2 separate regions of the Homo sapiens genome follow, and region 2 is linked to region 1. Evidence: chromatin loops called from intact Hi-C (ENCODE). Cell type or tissue: dorsolateral prefrontal cortex. All regions are shown on one strand.

Evidence for each region. A loop is a pair of places that touch in the nucleus more often than their neighbours do. Peaks named below come from ENCODE experiments on the same cell type or tissue, not always from the same donor. Only the 100,000 strongest peaks of a DNase experiment are listed, where the experiment ranks them.
Region 2: a loop joins it to region 1, with 2.2 times the contacts of the local background. A loop is called at or near these places in 1 of 110 quality-filtered maps.

The regions. Positions count from the first base shown.
Region 1 is chr1:155,589,194-155,594,193 of GRCh38, forward strand. It overlaps a transcript of MSTO1 not described here and the pseudogene LOC284620. Among named protein-coding and RNA genes, the nearest start is that of MSTO1, 19 kb to the right of the region's middle. RefSeq lists an enhancer at 1,657-2,236. In dorsolateral prefrontal cortex, CTCF peaks have their summits at 2,806 (motif pointing left) and 3,013; no DNase peak of the experiment used is centred here.
Region 2 is chr1:155,727,226-155,732,225 of GRCh38, forward strand. It overlaps DAP3 (death associated protein 3), which reads left to right. Exons shown (of 13, transcript NM_004632.4): 7 at 383-513; 8 at 1,817-1,897; 9 at 1,983-2,141; 10 at 4,131-4,190; 11 at 4,719-4,808. Among named protein-coding and RNA genes, the nearest start is that of DAP3, 41 kb to the left of the region's middle. In dorsolateral prefrontal cortex, a CTCF peak has its summit at 2,059 (motif pointing left); a DNase peak (open chromatin) is centred at 2,036; H3K27ac peaks cover 1,812 bases.

The DNA of each region.
Region 1 (5,000 bases):
AGGCTGAGGTAAGAGAATCGCTTGAACCCAAGAGGTGGAGGTTGCAGTGAGCCGAGATCATGCCACTGCACTCTAGCCTGGGCAATAGAGCGAGACTCCATCTCAAAAAAAAAAAAATTTACTCTTTCTTAATAACAGATGAGAAAGACCTGAGGCCAGACTGCTGTTGGTAAGAGAAAGTTTTGGTGTTTTTTTTTTTATTAGTTTGGTTCAGGGTGACTGTATTAGTCAGGGTTCTCTACAGGGATAGCACTAATAGGATAGAAGTATATATGAAGGAGAGTTTGTTAAGGAGTATTGAGTCACACCATCTGGCGAAGTCCCACAGTAGGCCGTGAGCAAGCTGAGGAGCAAGTAAGCCAGTCCAAGTCCCAAAACTTCAAAAGTAGGGAAGCTGACAGTGCAGCCTTCAGTCTGTGGCTAAAGGCCTGAGAGCCCCTGGCAAATCACTGTTGTAAGTCCAAGGGTCCAAAAGCTGAAGAACTTGGAGTCCAGTGTTCGAGGGCGGGAAGCATCTAGCTCAGGAGAAAGATGAAGGCTGGAAGACCCAGCAAGTCGGCTCATCCTACCTTCTTCTGCCTGCTTTATTCTAGCTGCCCTGGCAGGTGATTAGATGGTGTCCACCCACACTGAGGGTGGGTCTGCGTCTCCCAGTCCACTGACTCAAATGTTAATCTCCTTTGGCAACACCCTCACAGACACACCCAGGAACAATACTTTACAGCCTTTAATCCAATCAAGTTGACACTTAATTTTTTTTTTTTTCACTAACAAAACATGCTTTATTTGGTAAAAATGTGAGTGTAAAGGGGGTGAGGCGGGGCGGGCAGGACAGAAGGGTGCAGTGTTGGAGGTGGGGGCGGGGGTCTACATAGCTGGGACCTGACCCTGCAAGGTGGACATCCAGGACGGAGGAGCCAGAGGTCAGAAGTTCCGGAGGTAGGCAGTCCTTTGTTAACAGATCACTTGCTTTTCCATGGGTGAAGAGAGGAGCTCCAGAGGCCTGAGTACGATGGGGGGCAGCTGTCCAGCGACATCTAGGGAAACCCAGCCCCCAGCAGCAGCAGGAACTCTTGGGGACAGTCTGTCTTGTTGCAAAGGCCAGCACAGCAAGCAGCCTCCACATTAGTTCCACAGCTTGACTGGCTTCTAAAATGGGCATGTCAAGATCCAGAATCTCAAAGCATCCCCTCTTTGGCTCCATCATCCAAGGGTGAGAAACAGCAGAACCTAAGTGGGAGTCTGAGTCATCTTCTTGGTTCAGTTTTTAAATGAATTTTAAATACCCTCAGTCAAAAGAAAAATAGAAGGAGGCAGAAACAAAAGATATGAACCCATCCCAAAGCTGTTGGGCACTGCCACTTCTGGATGGCTCTAGTGCCAGCGGAGCCCCCATTCACTTCCATGTCAGACGTAATTCTTGGTAGGGTACTCAGAGGTCCCCCGAGAGATGGCAGGGGCAGATGTCCAGTAGCGGGCCATGTAATGGCTGGGGCCCCGTGACCCCCCGGAGGGGCAAGTGCAGCACAGCAGCCTGCCACCCAGCAACAAAAGGCCTGAGGCCGCCCAGCCCAAGTAGAGGGAGGCCCCCAGCTCCCACTTTTGGGCCTCAGCCACCAGGGGGTTATAGAAGTCCCAGATGATGGCATGCGCCGTCCAGCAAACGGGGATTAGTGTCAGGACCCCTGAGGTGACAAAGACAATCCCAGAGGTGAGCACCAGGCGGGCCTTGGAATCCTTCTCCTCCACACAGGTGGTACACTTGGCCCCAGCAAGGTAGACCAGCAAGCCGAACAGGGCCACAAGGAGGGTGATGACACAGACGGCACGTGCAGCCTGCAGGTCCTGTGGCAGCGCCAGCAGTGAGTCGTACACCTTGCACTGCATCTGGCTAGTGCTCTGCACCACTCAGGACATCCACAGGCCCTCCCACACCACCTGGCCACCACGATGCTGTTGCCGATGAAAGTGGTCACTTTCCACATGGGCAGGACGCAGGAGACCAGGCCATTCACCCAGCCCAGCAGTGTCAGGACGACTCCCAGGATCTGCATTCTGGCAGAGGCCATGGTGAGATTGAAGGAGCTGCACTGCGAAGGAGATATGCGAAATTCCTAGGCCAAGTCGACACTTAATATTAACCATCACGGTGATCTTCTAGATTGGCCCACAAATGCTGTTTCAGAAACTGCAGGATGTTCATTCTGGAACTGTACAGAGGCAATAGTACAGATGGTTGTTTTCTTTGGAAACAACAGTCTACTTAAGTGATATCATATATAAAACTTTAAGAACTAAAGATTTCATTTTGCTGTAGGCCAGGTGTGGTGGCTTACACCTGTAATCCCAGCACTTTGGGAGGCCGAGGCAGGCGATCACCTGAGGTTGGGAGTTCAAGACCAGCCTGACCAACATGGAGAAACCCCGTCACTACTAAAAATACAAAATTAGCCAGGCGTGGTGGCGCATGCCTGTAATCCCAGCTACTCGGGAGGCTGAGGCAGGAGAATCGCTTGAACCCGGGAGGCAGAGGTTGCAGTGAGCCAAGATCACACCATTGCACTCCAGCCTGGGCAACAAGAGCGAAACTCCGTCTCAAAAAAAAAAAAAGATTCCATTTTGCTAGCTTCTAATTTGCTTCAAAAAGTACCTGTAGTTTCAGCTACTTGGGAGGCTGAGGCAGGAGGATCATGCGGGCCCAGGAATTTGAGACTGTCCGGGGCAATATAGCAAGACCCCACCCTATGTCAAAAAAAAAGTATAACAAAAATTTCATCACATTACTGTAGAAATAGCACCACCTTGTGGCCCTTGAATAGTTTGTTTTCCACTCTGCTTTGTAAAGAGGCATGGTGCTTTCTCTCCGGTAGATAAAATTGAGTAGCGTTTAAGTAGTACTAGTGTGTGTTATTCAGATTGCTATGCTGAAGTAACAAGCCTTGTATTCTCAGTGGCCTAACACAAAGGATATTGTTTGTGTTGTGTGCATGTGTTTTGCTTTGTTTTTGCTGTTCCTGTCTTTCAAAACGGCTTTGCAAGCAAGATTGAAGTCTGGATGGAGGGACAAAAGTTTACCTTCTTGGGATACATCGCAACATGTAGCTTTTAAGGTGGGGAGGGAGAGATAATTTATACCTCACACTTAATTGGCTCTGATTAGAAAGGACACAATAACACAAGTTATTTCCATTCATAGGTGTTTAGCCAAAGGAATCACATGACTCCTCCTGTTTCTGCAAGGGAGGGTGAGAAGTGTAGAGAATGATTTGGATATTTGGATATTTCCCAAGCATTGCTGCTTCTGCTGTAATTTACAGTTATACATTCTCAGACAAAGCTGGAGTAACTCTAGTACTTGACAGTTACTTTTTTTTTTTTGAGATGGGGCTTCACTCTGTTTCCCAGGCTGGAGTGCGGTGGCACAATCTCGGCTCACTCCAACCTGTGGCTCCCGGGTTCAAGTGATTCTTGTGCCTCAGACACCTGAGTAGCTGGGATTACAGGCGCCTGCCACCATGCCCCGGCTAATTTTTGTACTTTTAGTAGAGACAGCGTTTCCCCAAGTTGTCCAGGCTGGTCTCGAACTCCTGACCTCAAGTGATCCACCCGCCTTGGGCTCCCAAAGTGCTGGGAGCGAGCCACTGTGCCCAGCTTACAGTTACTTTATATTAAATGGTTCAGAGGTTTCTGTGTATACCTAAATTTCCTACAGAGCAGTTTACTTTCTTTTTTTTTTGAGATGGAGTCTTGCTCTGTCTCCCAGGCTGGAGTGCAATGGCACGATCTTGGCTCACTGCAACCTCCACCTCCCAGGTTCAAGCAATTCTTCTGCCTCAGGCTCCCCAATAGCTGGGATTATAGGCGTGCAACACCACACCTGGCTAATTTTTTTGTATTTTTAGTAGAGACAGAGTTTCACCATTTAGGCCAAGCTGGTCTCAAACTCCTGACCTTAGGTGATCTGCCCACCTTGGCATCCCAAAGTGCTGGGATTACAGGCGTGAGCCACCGCACCTGGCCTACTGTTCTTAGTGGATGCTTTACATACTCCTTCACTGCATGTCTTCAATGGCAGATTCTTTATTCGAGGGCAAAAGACTAAGTACTTATAGTGTGTTAAGTACTCAGAGAAGGAGATACGAAAATGAATGAAATCTGATTCCTTCTCTTCCAAGCATGTAGCCAAGAAGACAAACATGTGTAACGTAACATGATACAATTCTAAAAAATAGATATTTTAAAGTGAGACAAACTTGGATGTGAATTCTGGTTCACCATCTACTAACTCTGTGACCTTAATCAAAATTACTCAACTTCCCTGAACCTTGTCTTCCCCATCATAACACAGGGTTGATAATATTCTGCCTATCTGCTAGGATTTCTAGGTTTAAAACTAGTGCATGTACAATACTGTATTGCCTAACATCTAATAGATACTCAGTTAACAGTAGGCATGAGTACAACACAAGGCAGTGTAATAAAATTGCCATTCGGGCCGGGTGCGGTGGCTCACGCCCATAATCCCAGCACTTTGGGAGGCTGAGGTGGTCAGATCACGAGGTCAGGAGATCGAGACCATCCTGGCTAACACAGTGAAACCCTGTCTCTACTAAAAATACAAAAAAACTAGCCGGGTGTGGTGGCAGGCGCCTGTAGTCCCAGCTACTCGGGAGGCTGAGGCAGGAGAATGGCATGAACCCGGGAGGCGGAGCTTGCAGTGAGCCGAGATCATGCCACTGCACTCCAGCCTGGGCAACAGAGCGAGACTCCGTCTAAAAAAAAAAAAATGCCATGCAATGTAAAGAGTGCTATTAGCAGTAAGGAAAGAGAATTACTTTTGACTGGAGGTGTCTGGCAAATTTTCACTGAGGATGTGACATTTGAGTTGAGACTTGATGAATGGGTAAGATTTAAATGGGGACAGAGGGCCAGGTGCGGTGGCTCACACCTGTAATCTCAGTACTTTGGGAGACCGAGGCGGGTGGATCACATGAAGCTAA
Region 2 (5,000 bases), 140 kb after region 1:
TGACTTACCTTTCAAACCTGCCAGAAAGCAGAAGTGATATTTAATACACTTGGTATGTTTTATATATTGATTCTAATGATAATGTTTAGTCTAAGATGGACCTGACAAGGCCAGGCATAGTGGTTCAACAGCACTTTGAGAGGCTGAGGCAGGATGATTGCCTGAGCCTAGGAGTTCAAGGTTACAGTGAACTGTGATCACATCCTGCCTTCTAGCCTGGGTGACAGAGCAAGACCCTGTCTCAAAAAAAAAAAAAAAAAAGAAAAGAAATATATATATGAGAAACTAAAGTCATTTCCCATAACTTAAAAGAGGCATAGAATATTTCGAGTTGAATACAGTTTCTGCCTGGCTTGTTTTCTTCTGCCTCTTTTTTTTAAAGCTCATCTTTGGGTGAAAAATTGTCGGGATCTTCTGCAGTCCAGCTACAACAAACAGCGCTTTGATCAACCTTTAGAGGCTTCAACCTGGCTGAAGAATTTCAAAACTACAAATGAGCGCTTCCTGAACCAGGTGACTAGACTCCCAGAAGTTGAGTGCTAGGTAGTCCTTACATGGATTCTTTGTGCCCTGAGTACCAATAGACTATGGAGAACTGATACTGGAGTTGGAATAACTGTATCATTTTTAATTTCTTTCATACGTTTTGCTCACAGTGGACTCATAACTTGAAACTCATTTATCCATGTGAAATAAATAGGCAACAGTAAGTTGTTCCCATTTTGTGGGTAGCAAAGTGAAATCCAGTTGATTCATTGACTTTTCAAGGTACAGCCTCCAATCCCTCGCAAGCACATTTCCAACTACATGATTTTCTCCAGACAATATCTTTTTAGGGAACCAGAAATGTATTGGAAAAATTCTTCTTTACCCTGGTGATTCTTAGATACCCTGTCTAGACCAGGGGCCTTCAACTCTGGATATAAAGCAGAGTCACCTAAGAGCTTGTTAAAAATGCAGATGCCAGAGTCTCATTCTGGACATTTTCATCAGAATCCCTTATGTATGTTTATTCAAGGCTCCAAGCAGAAATGGATTAGAAAGCATTCACTTTGGTCAGGCACAGGGGCTCACACCTGTAATGTCAGCACTTTGGGAGGCCAAGGCAGGCAGATCACCTGAGGTCAGGAGTTCAAGATGAGCCTGGCCAACATGGTGAAATCCCATCTCTACTAAAAATACAAATATTAGCCGGGTGTGGTGGTGCACGCCTGTAGGCCCATCTATTCAGGAGGCTGAGGCAGGGGAATCTCTTGAACCTGGGAATCAGAGGTTTCAGTGAGCCGAGATAGCGCCATTGTACTCCAGCCTGGGTAACAGAGCGAGATATGGTCTCAAAAAAAAGATAAAAGAGGTCAGGCGTGTGGCTCAGACATGTAATTCCAGCATTTTGGGAGGCCGAGGTGGGCAGATCACCTGAGGTCAGGAATTCTAGACCAGCCTGGCCAACATGGCGAAACCCCATCTCTACTAAAAATACAAAAATTAGCCAGGCGTGGTGACACACGCCTGAAATCCCAGCTACTTGGGAGGCTGAGGCAAGAGAATCCCTTAAACCTGGGAGGTGGATGTTGCAGCGAGCTGAGATCATGCCACTGCACTTCAGCCTGGGTTACAGAGAAAGAAGCTGTCTCAAAAAAAAAAAAAAAGAAAGAAAAGAAAGCATTCACTTCTACATTGAGGTCTCTTACAGAACCTGAACAATAGATTAAAATGAACTCCTGTTAACCTTAGCCTCCAACCTTTTCAAGGGATGGTTTCACCCTTAGGCCAAGTAGCCTTTTTTTTGGTTTTTATTTTCTTTGCTTGCTTTTAGATAAAAGTTCAAGAGAAGTATGTCTGGAATAAGAGAGAAAGCACTGAGAAAGGGAGTCCTCTGGGAGAAGTGGTTGAACAGGTATAAGAAAAAACACTGAATGTGTAACATGCGATAACAAGAGAAGGCCTCTGGTAGCACTACAATCCACTGTCTCTCCCAATAGGGCATAACACGGGTGAGGAACGCCACAGATGCAGTTGGAATTGTGCTGAAAGAGCTAAAGAGGCAAAGTTCTTTGGGTATGTTTCACCTCCTAGTGGCCGTGGATGGAATCAATGCTCTTTGGGGAAGAACCACTCTGAAAAGAGAAGATAAAAGCCCGGTAGGAAAACTGGGTGTCTCTATCTTGTTTCTCTGATTTCTGATTCCATCAGTATGGAGGCTGGGTCTTAGCCTTGTAGACCATGCAATATGTTTTCTTGCCCTAGGAATATTTGAAGATAAACAGTAAAGAGCTGGGTGCAGTGGCTCACGCCTGTAATCCCATTGGCTCACGAGGCTGAGGTGGGAGGATCGCTTGAGGCCAGGAGTTCAAGACTAGGATGGGCACTATAGCAAGGCCCCTGCCTCTAAAAAAATAAGAAATTAGCCGGTAGCTGGCATGGTGGCACACACCTGTAGTCACTGCTACTGGAAGGCTGAGGCCAGAGGATCACTTGAGCCCTGGAGTTCAAGGTTGTAGTGTGGCATGATTGCAACACTGCACACCAACCTGGGTGACAGAGTGAAATCCTGTCTCTTAAAAAATATATATATGGCTGGGCACAGTGGCTCATGCCTGTAATCCCAGCACTTGGGGAGGCTGAGGCGGGCGGATCACCTGAGCTTGGAGTTCGAGACCAGCCTGACCAACATGGAGAAACCCATCTCTACTAAAAATACAAAATTAGCCGGGCATGGTGGTGCATGACTGTAATCCCAGTTACTCGGGAGGCTGAGGCAGGAGAATCGCTTGAACCCAGGAGGCGGAGGTTGCAGTGAGCCGAGATCGCCATATATATATATTCATATATATGTATATATACACACATATATATTCATATATGTATATATACACACATATATTCATATATATTTATATATACATATATTCATATGTTTTCATAATATACGAATATACCTATATGTTCATATATGTATATATAATATTCATATATGTATATATGTATATATAATATTCATATATGTATATATGTATATATACGTATATATGCACACATACATATTCGTATATGCATATGCACACATACATATTCGTATATATATGTGAAGATAAACAGCAAGGCCTGGTGTGATGGCTGATAAATCCCAGCACTTTTAGGAGGCCAAGAGGTGATTTGCTTGAGTCCAGGAGTTTGGAGTTTGAGGTCAGCCTGGGCAGCACAGTGAAACCCTGTCCCTACAAAAAATATAAAAAACTAGCTGGGCATGGTGGTTTGCACCTGTATGTAGCTCCAGCTACTTGGAAGGCTAAGATGGGAGGATGGCTTGAGCCCAAGAGGCAGAGCCCGCAATGAGTGGAGATCGTGCCACTGCATTCCAGGCTGGGCAACAGAATGAGACTCTGTCTCAAAAAAATAAAAAAAAAGAAAAGATAAACAGTAAAATGGAATCAGAGGAGGAGGTAATGCCAAGAGTTCCACTATTCATTGAAAACTAAGGGAGTATGTTGTGGAAAGAGAATGACAGCAGAAGCTATGTTTTCTTTCTTAATTTTTATCTGTCTTTTGATTCTTTTTTCAAAATGAGTCTAGATGGTCTAAGCAGAGGAGATCAGAAGCATCAAAATGGGGCTGGTTTGGGGCAGTGGGTGTTTTTCTCAGTGACTGTTAATCTCCAGAAGCATGGCAGTTCTAGGGCCAGAGGCTACGTGGCTTATCCTAGAGGGAGTACCTTCAGGTATACAATTATGTCTTAGTTGAGGGTTTTAAAAAAATTGTTGTCACCAGGTGCAGTGGCTCATGCTTGTAATCCCAGCACTTTGGTAGGCCGAGGTGGGTGGATCACAAGGTCAGGAGTTTGAGACCGTCCTGGCTAACACGGGGAAACCCTGTCTCTACTAAAAATACAAAAAAATTAGGCTCTGGTGGCGCGCGCCTATAGTCCCAGCTACTCAGGAGGCTGAGGCAGGAGAATCGCTTGAACCCAGGAGGTGGAGGTTGCAGTGAGCCCAAATCGCGCCACTGCACTCCAGCCTGGGCGACAGAGCGAGACTCTGTCAAAAAAAAAAAAAAATTGTTGTCAATTGTTTCGGGAGAACATCTAGGAAAGGCACGTGATGATCTCTTCTCTCTTTCTGTCCGATATGCAGATTGCCCCCGAGGAATTAGCACTTGTTCACAACTTGAGGAAAATGATGAAAAATGATTGGGTAAGTGCATATGATACCTCACACATTTCAGAAAGAAATGTATTATCATTTTAAACATGTTCTACTATTTCATTGCTAATACTTTACAGTCTCTAATTTTATGGACAGTAAGTTATTATGTCTTATTTAATTCCTGTATCTGTACCAAGTTAGAAATAAAGTCTGAATTAAAATCTATATATATGTGGTTTATAATCTTTCCAAAGTAAGTTTATTCAAAACCATTTTATTTAAATATTGGCCTAATTTTATTTTGCTTGCAGACATTTAAAGTGTTTTTGTATCTCCTTACCGTCTTTGGAAAAGAGTTTGAGACCCACAAATATGTCATGGTAAATTTAAAATCAGGTAGCAGTTTATTGTCAGAGCCAAATCTGGAATAACCAATTTAGTTGCCATTTAACTGTGCTAGACCACACTTTTGTAACACTGTATGCCCAAGAAAGAAAAAAAAAATCTACAGATGATTAATGCAGTTTTCCATCCTTTTTAACTTTTTCCAGTTCAGCCTTTTCTCTTTTCTTTCAGCATGGAGGCGCCATTGTGTCGGCTTTGAGCCAGACTGGGTCTCTCTTTAAGCCCCGGAAAGCCTATCTGCCCCAGGAGTTGCTGGGAAAGGTCAAGTCAAAGGAAAATTTGTTTCTACTTAGATTGTTATCCTGTTTAAAGAAAAATATTTTTATTAATCTATGTATTTTGACATAATTTCAGACTTAGAGAAAAATCATATTCCTGTATGCCCTTCCCCTGGATTCCTAAAATATTAACTTGATCATCATTGCTTTATCCGTCTCCGTCTTTCTCCAGAGT